Regions from separate parts of the Homo sapiens genome. Here region 1 is linked to region 2. A link is a loop called in an ENCODE intact Hi-C map of the cell type or tissue named here. Cell type or tissue: dorsolateral prefrontal cortex. All regions are shown on one strand.

Region 1 (5,000 bases), 1.2 Mb before region 2:
CATGCATTTTCTAGCTCTGTGAATATGTTTCTAAGATCTTTCTAGTGACATTTAATATCACTGAAATAGATCCGTATATTAGTTAATTATGAATACAGTAAGTATGTAACTAACAATCACAAAATCTCAGTGTCATATAACAATCAAAGTGTATTTACCTGGAGCTCAAACATATAAGTTGTTTTCAAATTTTTGTTTCTATCATCTCTGCTAATATCTCATTGTCAAATCCTAGAATTGAGGAATGAGGAAAACAACTCTGTCCGTGGAAATGGAGGAATATCAATGAGTATTTTTGAATAGTAATCAAATCTACCTTACAGATAAGAACAGGCCAGCTTCAAAGGTCAATATATGTTCATTACAACCAGAAATAAAACAATTATCAATGACTCAGACATTGTGGGCAAAACAAACAAACAAAAATCCAGTGGTTGGTGTATTAAAGGACTAAGTTTTTATCCTAGTTCTGTTGCTAGTTCTACAAATAGAGAAATTAATTTCAGTCCTTTAGAATAATTTAAATAAGGATCCCAGTGAAATTTCTTTATTACAATCAAATTTGAAATATTTAAAATTATTTTTAGATCCCCAGTAAATGACTATTTTTTAAGATTGTTAGGTGGCTTGTTGGAATTCTGGGTCATTTCAAATGATTTTTTTCATTCACATAATAGCCACAATATGAAGATGGATAGAATTCCATGTTAAAATTAGAAACATATATATCCTCCTATGTAAGAGAATATTATGAGTGAAAGGAATTGAGAGGCAAGCATGAAATACACAGAAGAAAGCAAGCAGAATGTCAATACTGGCAAAGCCAAATTAAATATATGTAATCTACTGTAAAGTTAATTGTCAGAATAATAAACTAAAATACTTTTATTCAATATTTATAATTTTTAATGAGTTGCAAAATGTTTTCTCTCATTAAGATGATCAGTTACAAATATCAAAAATTAGGAAAATGCCTATAAAATTGAATGCATCCTTGAAAGTATTTTAAAATTGAAGCCGACTTTTTTTCTTTTAATTCTTAAATTATTTAGAATGCGCACAGCTTTGGAAAAAGAAATAGAGAGACTGGAGTCGGCTTTGTCTCTGTGGAAGTGGAAGTATGAAGAACTGAAAGAATCAAAGCCAAAAAATGTGAAAGAGGTATGGGGGAATATGATGTAAAGGAAGAAATGAAGCCTAGCTTTTTCTTTCTTTGGATATGTAAGCATGTGGGCAGAAAGGCACAACAGATAAGAGGAAGGGAGGTTAAAAATTGGAATTTCCTCTATAAGAGTAATACTTGAAATCACTTGTCAATAGTGGGCTTGGTCAAATTCAGACTCTATGACATCTTGTTTTTATTTACACATTTGTGTCAGTTTTATATTGGTCATTATTTATTTTCAAAAATCTTATTCTATATATTTAAGATATAAAAATGATGTTTTGATATCCATATTGATAGTTAAATGGTTAATGATGAGCTACATGACACAATTAATACCCATTCTAGGCACATTAGAGGGGATGGTTAAAGATATCCTCTGATAGCACACCATCTATCATAAATGACTTTATCTTATTCTTTCATGAAGCAGCCTGATAATATCAATTTATCTCAGGCATATTGAGGTTCTTTTCATATCGACATTGTAGTTATTTGGGATCAGCCACTTGCCAGGGTACTTTTCTTTTGCATTTTCATCAATAAAATGCCATCATGAACGTTTCCCATTTCGATGATTTATTACCATTTATTATTTGAGTAATATTTTACATGTTATGTGTATTAAAGCATGGTATTACATAAGTGTGTGGGAAAGAATAATGAGTAAAGAAAAGAAAAATAATGGGCAAAATAATGACTATTTTTACATGAGTTAACATTTAGTGGGTGTGTGTGCAATATAAGTATAAGGTATGCACATGTATACGTCTGTGCACAAACATATACATGGATATACGGATCCATAGTATTTCTATGCACAGGAACCTCTCTGGGTATGGCGTTCACAATACATTGATGTATAGTGGAAAAATAGTTCATGACACAAAAACACATTATGTTTAGAATGTGTGTTTATGTGCTCTATAATATAATGGGTTCGAATTTTGACTGAAAAAGCTAATATTTAAGATGCAATTAGTGTAAAATTTAAGTAAAAAAAAGAATGCATTTACTACCTCTTGCCACTAGTGTGCAGCACAGACTTGTTAATCTTCCTCTTAGTTTCATAAACCTTTATTTGAGTAACATTTATGTAGCAAATATACTGAAAAAGTCAAGTTTTTGAGTTGGTTTAAAAAGCAATATGTGTATCTGAAAAGGTTTAATGTTTTATATTCAAATATGACTTTTGGTAGCAAAGTAAGTGAGAGAAAAAATAAAAGTATGACATTATACAGTGTAAGGTGGATCTGATGACCATTCAGAAATATGTATTAATACATATATGATGCTTTTGGTAGATAAAATGCTGATAGGGTTTCAGAACAGGAGAAACCTCAAAATTGTGAAAAATTTGTCTTTTGAGTGCATATTTCAGTTAAATGAACCACAAAGTTGAATAATGAAGGCAGTGAATGTAAAATTTTGTAGACATTGAAAATTTATAAATATAAAGATGAAACATTGTTTGAATTATTTATATGGAAATTTTTTAAAAATATGTCTTTTCATTCCTAACATACATTTCTGATGTTCTTATGTTTTTTTGAATAAATGTGTTATATACATATGTTTAAATTATTTTTATAAAATAAGGTGAAATTTTTAAAAATGTTTAAAAACTAAACAAACAATACTACTTAGAATGAGTTTAATTATTTATATATTCTTTGTTTAATCATTTCTTATAATGGGTTATAACAGACAAGAATTTTAGGCTATATTTAGAAATAGTATTGTAGCACAAGTATAAGAGTAAAATATTCAAAGTCTCCGTACAGTTGATTGACAATCAGAAGGTGTGTCATGATTCATTCTTTAAAATTTCATGTAAATTATTCTTTCTTACTCCCTTTTTCCTCAACAATTCTGATAATGACCTTTGCATTTATCGTAGCTCATCATCTCTATGAATGTTTGAATACAAGTGTAATTTCTGTTGTAGATGCCTAAAATGTTAAAAGCAAATACATGCCTGTCTAAGAACTGCTGATGGAAAGATTAGCAATTGTTAAAGTTGGAAACAGATGTGCTTAATAGACCTAGAATTGTAAAAATGCATTTGAAAGTCTGGTGTGCTTTTAGAGGGAAATCATTCTTCAATTACTGACACATATAGAGAAGAGAAAAGATAAGAATTTAATTGTAAAATCTAAGTGTTTAAAATACAACCAAGACAATGCATAGTAGAGGTAATTATATCCAAAGTGCTGTTTCCATGCTGAATTTAATACTTACTCAGCTTTTCCTTTGCAAGTCTGTCTATATTGATTCAGAATTAAATTATGAATTCTGAGTGTGTGGAAAGGATCATTTATGAAATTTCATGGTCTAGAGGATCAAACATTCATGTAGGTAACATTGATTACTCATAATTCTGGCACCTCATTTTAACAGTCAGTGACTCTGATTCTTTCCATAATGGAAGAGATTCTTTGCCACATGTGAGAATACTTGCTAACATTTAAAAATTAGTCTCAAGGTAAAAAATTTTTAAAAAGTAACTTTTAATTTTCTTTGAACATTGTGAGCATTTGCTTGGAATGTTCTAATATATTTTCTTAATAAGTCATCTTTTTGTGATCATAACAATGTGCCTAGTAGCTTATAATTTATAATATTATTTCATAAATATTTATAAATACTTTCAGAGACACAGGCATTGTTGGGCCCCTTTATGGCTTACATTGAAGCCTTATTTTAAACACCTCAAAATACCTTTCTGATTTGGGAGAAAATAGAAAATTAGAATTACTAGTGGTATGTAGCTAAAATTCTGTACTCACACCTTATCTTTTTAAAACATATGGCATATAGGAGCTATTCTGCGTACATCAAGGCAAGGTCCTTGAAGATAGTTATTAGAAATAGGTGTATGGTGGAATATTAGCGCAGTTCTGAGCTTACTGCTAATTTTGAAACATTGCCTCTTATTGCTATTCCTGTGGCTTAAAAAATTATTCCATAGAAGTGACTATAAATATTAATGTATCTTATCGACTCTGCCTCCAAACTGGATCTCACATCATTCTTTCCATCCTTGCTACTTCCCCGGACAGGGCCACTATCATCTCCTTGCCTTTTCCTTCCAGGTCTATTTACCACCACTGTTGACCTATTAAATTCATTGTACACCACCAAGCAGCATGATATTTCTAAGACATTACATCGGATCGTATTAGCCCATTGTTTGAAACACTTCAGTGAATTATCTGTTACTCAGTGGATAGCTGCCTTCCAAGTAATTCAGCAGTCCAAGGAAGTCCACATTCACCTGCCTAAACCATCACAGGCTGATGGTTCAGTGGATGCCCACTGACAGCACGCTTTCCTACCCTAACTGCTGTAACAAGCAATACCCTAAATTCCAGTAAGTAATACCCAATAGGTGATTACTGTTGACTCACATATAGCCCTACCTGTGTTTGGAGGGCAGCCTTCTCCATCTATCCAGTGACTCTGCTGTCCTTCAGGTTCTCAGAGGTTCACTCAGCTGGACACTAGGCCATCTGATCAGAGATTAGAAAAAAGAGAGAAAGGAGGATTATGTAAGGATAATTTATATGGGCCAGGCTTGGGAGTAGCGTACATTATTTCCACTTATAATTCACAGATGAGTACTCATTTGTATAGCAATACATAATTGCAAGGCATGTTGAGCAATGCATTTAAGCTGTATAACCCAAAAGAAAAAGAAAATTGATTTGGCAAGCATCTAACTAGTTTCTGCAGCAAGAGTCAATATGTTACATCGTATAGCCATACTTACTAATATCATATCTTATTAATAAGTGCATTAATTAAGATATGCTTTCATTAGTGTTGATAAATA
Region 2 (5,000 bases):
AAACAAAAATAACCAAAAAAAAAAAAAGACTGAAAAGAGAGGAAGAAAATCTGAGTTTATTAAAAAGCATACAAGATTGTCCTTATTTATCTAATTTTTCCTAAGACTAGCAAAAGTTGTAATCAACTATTGTTTGGGACAGCAGTGGCTCTCCAACTTTTTTTATTTTGGCCAACTTAGCAAGGCCAAAACTCCAAAAGCTAACTTAAATCACTATTTTCCACTTTTTAGTAGAAAAGGATTTCCATGATGAAGACTGGAGAATAACAAAACCAATAAACTGCAGTAAGCATGCCACCAGCAACAAACAGGAACTTTACTATTTAATTTCTAAGAGAAAAATATGAACAGCTACATACGGTTCTGTATTACAACATAATGTCCCAGGAACTTTAATATACTCTGCCTTTATACTTATTTCAATAATTAAAAATTCATTGGTAGTACATCACCAAGTATATCCATGTACATGGGTCACTAGTTTAACAATGGGAGTAGAGATTATTTGTATTTGAGCCAAAAACAACATGTTTTAAAATGTAGTCTCCGGATAACAGGTACCAAAACTACTACACTATTAATATAACTATTAATCCTGCATATTCCCTCCAGTTTTGTCTCCTGGTTTTATTACAACATGGAAAGTAGATAAGCAGCCATTATCAGAAGGCAATGTTAAAGAAATTACGAGCAAATTACAAGCCTGGGATTTACAATGACTGGTAGGGTTACCCTGGGTTTGTAAAGTTTGGAGAGGTAAGCCTTCCAAGAGTTAAATGCTACCTGGGCCTTGACAACCACCTGGATTCATGCTTCGGGTCATGTGCGGAAACTTGCCCTTGCTACGGTTCAGCTTGTTTCACTAACTCCTCTAAGAGTATAGTCTAATTAAAACTTAAAAATAAACCTTAGATTTATACAGGATTTTGAGGAGTGAGGTGTAGCAATATGATAAATATATCCCTATAAGGTGAAAATATATGGATAGGTAAAAGGACAGAAACAGCACATCTTATATCCCCAATAAGTGTACTTTTGTATCTTCCAAATTACCTAAAACTGCAGCAACATGGATGGAGGTGGAGGCCATTATCTAAGTGAACTAACTCAAAAATAGAAAATCAAATATTGCGTGTTCTCACGTATAAGTGGGAGCTAACCAATGAATACACATGGACATAAAGACAGACATAACAGACACTGAGACTCCCAAGGAGGGAGTGGGGGAGGCGGCTGAGGTTATAAATTACCTAACTGGGTACAATGTTCAATATTTGGGTAATGAGTACACGAGAACCCCAATCCCCACCACCATTACGCAATATACTTATGTAACAAACATGTACATATATCCCATGAAGCTAGAATTTTTTTAATGTAAGCTATAAAAATGTTAGGTAACCATTTACTGATGTGATATTCAGAACATGAAAAAGAAAGTTAACCCAACAGAAAACAAAGCAAGATACACTATAACCCGCACTGTGCACTAACCTAGAAAAGGAAAAAAAGATGTTAACATCAACACATATTTAACTATCTACAAATTTGTTTATTATTACTAAATTAGAGAAGTAATACAGCAAAGTGGGTAAGAGACTGCCTAGACTCAAAGCAAAGGCGTACCACTGACTAGCTGTGTGATTTAGGACAAACTATTTAAACTCTCTATGCAAAAGTTCCTAAGCTTAGAAAATAAGGATAGTAACAGTTCACAACTCAAACAATTATACAAGTTACTATGTCTTACATTTCTAGAAGGGTGCCTAAAACATAGTAAACATATGTTAACTATTATTATTTGCTTTAAATTATTGTGAACACTATAGAGAAGAATTTTTAAGTCTGGTCGGCATAAGAACAAATTCTACGTTCTATTTTAAGAGGCCCTTGCTGTCTTGTATATAGTTTCATCAATAATGAAATATACTACTTATACTGAAAATTTATCACCAATTAATTTGAAACATCTACTAGGTTGATAATTGTTTAAAATCACCCACCTGCCAAGTATAATCCTTTATAATTTCTGTAGGCATTGGAATTACAAGGAGATTCTGAAGAATAAATGCCGCCTGAAAATGTAAAAAAAAAAAAAAAAAAAAAAAAAAAAAAAAAAAAAAAGGTCAATACTGCCATCTTGTGGTCATCTCTGAAATAACCAATATATTGTAATTAATAGCAAAAGACATCTCTGGTCAACTGCACATGCTGAGAGGTCATTATGAGAATTGTCAAACTGTATTTCTTGTTAGGTGATGACCTTCTTAGGTAATGACCTTGTTAGGTAATGACCTAACAGCATATGAAATTATTTCATCAGGAAATATATCTTTTCCTATTTCAGAATTCAGCTTTATTAAAAAATGATTTGTATAACATAAATTCTTCTGGTAGCATTTAAGAAATATAATTTTAGGTTTCTACTATCCCCTTTCAGATTACACACACACACACACACAAACACACGCACCCCTCTGCCCCGCTTTCTCCCTTCTCTTATACAGACTCCTTTCAATAAAAACTTGCTAACTAGAAATACAAACCACAAATGTCCAACTTGACTAGATCCTGAAGATGATCAAATTAAATAATCATACAAATAGGAGCATTGATTGTCTGCTTAATGAAAGATGAAATAACCATAATGGGAGAATGACAGGATTAACAAGAGGATTCTAAGAAACTGACATTTCCAACCATGATAACTAGAAGTGATGGAAAAGCTTTAAAGTTGATAAATCAAGAAGCAGCCATAAATATAAACATCACTACTTAAAAACATGAAGGCAAACAGCAACAAAACTAGCCTTTTGAGCTTGGAACTGGCGACTGCTAATGGTGGACCCAGGAGCTGCTGTTTTTTTTCATAAGCCTCTAAGTACAATTTGATTATTGTTTTAAAACCATTTACATGAATCATTACTTTAACAAAAGCAGCAATAAAAAAAAACCACAAGCTATTCAGAAAGAATTAAAATAGGGTTTATTTTTCCCTCTCATGTTATATGATAAATACTACAAAGAGTTATTTTGACAGCCTCTTATCTATACTAAAGCTTCATAAATATCAGAGACCCATAAATGCTGAGATAATATAAAAGTAATTTTTCCTGTGAACTACCTTTCAATGCATAATAAAAAAAGTTCACATTAAAATATAGTATATTCCGATTTTATCTTATCGGAAGGAAGGACTCCAGTTTTTCCTGTGCATGAATACCTTTTAAATCCTCTACTGTCATTTTGTTTGGGTGTTCACAGACAGAAGAGATCATGGTCAGTGGTCAGTCCACCATGTTGAGCGGCAGTCAAGTATCGCTTACGGATACCATCACAAAGAATTTCTAAGGAAAAAAAGGAGAAAAGACAGACATACCTCCCGGCGCACCATACTACATTCTGACTGGTCCAGAAGAATGTTCACCACAGTTCCCCAGAGCCCACCGGAAATGTTCTGACAACTGTTTGCTAAGGCCACACAGCCCGTTTCAAGGGTGGTCAGTGCTGATCCTAATCCCAGTGAAGTGAATCTCACCTGTTCAAATTAAAGAGAAAGTTGTTGAATCAAATAAGCCTTTTTCCTAACATGAATTCTTAGTTTTTCTGGTACATAAATATCACACTTTAAAAAAATCCATTGGTTTTATGATCCTAAATTATAAGAGACACCTATAGAAGACAGTGTCCTCCATTCCATGATTCAAGAAAGCAGTAATATAGGAAAAATTAAATATAAGCAAATTTCAAAGCAAAGTAAAACTGGGTATAAAAAGATGCATAAAAATTATAGTTTGCAAGCCTTTTTCTAAGGAAAGCATAGGGCACTTACATTTTATGAACACAATTTCAATTCTTCATTCTTAAAAAAGGTAGCTATTCTTTGTTCTACCTTTCTTAATTTTTTATTGTTTCTTCCAAATAAATGATTTTAACTTTCTTAAAACTTCTAAACAAAGAGGCAATTATCATTTTACAAGGCATTTCGTATTTTCCTCAAAAGTTATTCAAGAGAAAAACGTTCCCAAATAAGATTGATGTGGTATAATATGCTTGCTGTAGAACCACTGCTGTTCAAGCCACACGTTTTGGTAAATTTCTGAATTCGAATCCAAAAATATAGTTTCAATGACAGCTATAGAATTTTTTAAAAATGCAGTCATAAAATTGTCAAGTAGTAAGTCCAAGTTCAATGTGACTAAAAAATGTATTTCAAATATTTCTATAAATAAGATTTTATTGTAATAGCATATTTTACTTGAAAAAAGTAAACTGGCTAAAACTGGAAAGAAATAATACAAAATTTTGTATTGTAATGCAAATGCAATTTTTTGCATTTAATTTAATTTCATTATATGACACTTAAGTGTTGCATGTCTATAATTTCCAGATCCTTTTTATTTTTTTCAAAATTGCTAAGCTTCTCCAATAATTTTCCACTCTTCTGAAGGTAATAGATACTATAACCTTTTCTCTTTTATATTTTCAATCTATACTCGAACAAATTTGATTGAAAATGAGGGTGCTGTGTACTGAACTGTGTCTCCTCAAGACTCGTATGTTGAAGCCCTAATCCCCAACCTGTATTTGGAGACAGAGCTATTAGGTGATTACAGTTAAATGAGGTTATAAGGGTGGGACCCTACTGCACTAGGAATGGTGGCCTCAGGAAGGAGAGAAATCTTTCTCCATGTGCGTGCTCCAAGGAGAGGTCATATGAGCACACAGTGAGAAGGTGGCCCTCTGTAAATCAGGAAGAGTGCCCTACCAGAAACCAACCATGTTGACACTCTGATCTTGGACTTGCAGCCTCTATAACTGTAAGAAATAAATTTCTGTTTTTAAGCCACCCAGACAATGGTATTTTGTTATGGAAGCCTGAGCACACTAATACAGATTTTTGTACCAAGGAGTGGGGATGCTGCTGAAACAAATGCCTAAACACATGAAAGTGACTTTGGCACTGGGTAATGGGTTACAGGCTAGAAGAGTTTTGAGGT

Evidence for each region. Hi-C counts contacts between places; a loop is a spot of excess contacts. Peaks named below come from ENCODE experiments on the same cell type or tissue, not always from the same donor. Only the 100,000 strongest peaks of a DNase experiment are listed, where the experiment ranks them.
Region 1: a loop joins it to region 2, with 8 times the contacts of the local background. A loop is called at or near these places in 66 of 110 quality-filtered maps.

What each region holds. Positions count from the first base shown.
Region 1 is chr18:68,845,261-68,850,260 of GRCh38, forward strand. CCDC102B (coiled-coil domain containing 102B) reads left to right here. Exons shown (of 8, transcript NM_024781.3): 4 at 1,053-1,161. Among named protein-coding and RNA genes, the nearest start is that of CCDC102B, 50 kb to the left of the region's middle. In dorsolateral prefrontal cortex, CTCF peaks have their summits at 2,194 and 2,215; no DNase peak of the experiment used is centred here; H3K4me3 peaks cover 366 bases.
Region 2 is chr18:70,084,610-70,089,609 of GRCh38, forward strand. It overlaps RTTN (rotatin), which reads right to left. Exons shown (of 49, transcript NM_173630.4): 31 at 3,380-3,538; 32 at 2,004-2,075. Among named protein-coding and RNA genes, the nearest start is that of RTTN, 120 kb to the right of the region's middle. In dorsolateral prefrontal cortex, CTCF peaks have their summits at 2,151 (motif pointing left) and 2,356; no DNase peak of the experiment used is centred here; H3K4me3 peaks cover 417 bases; H3K27ac peaks cover 975 bases.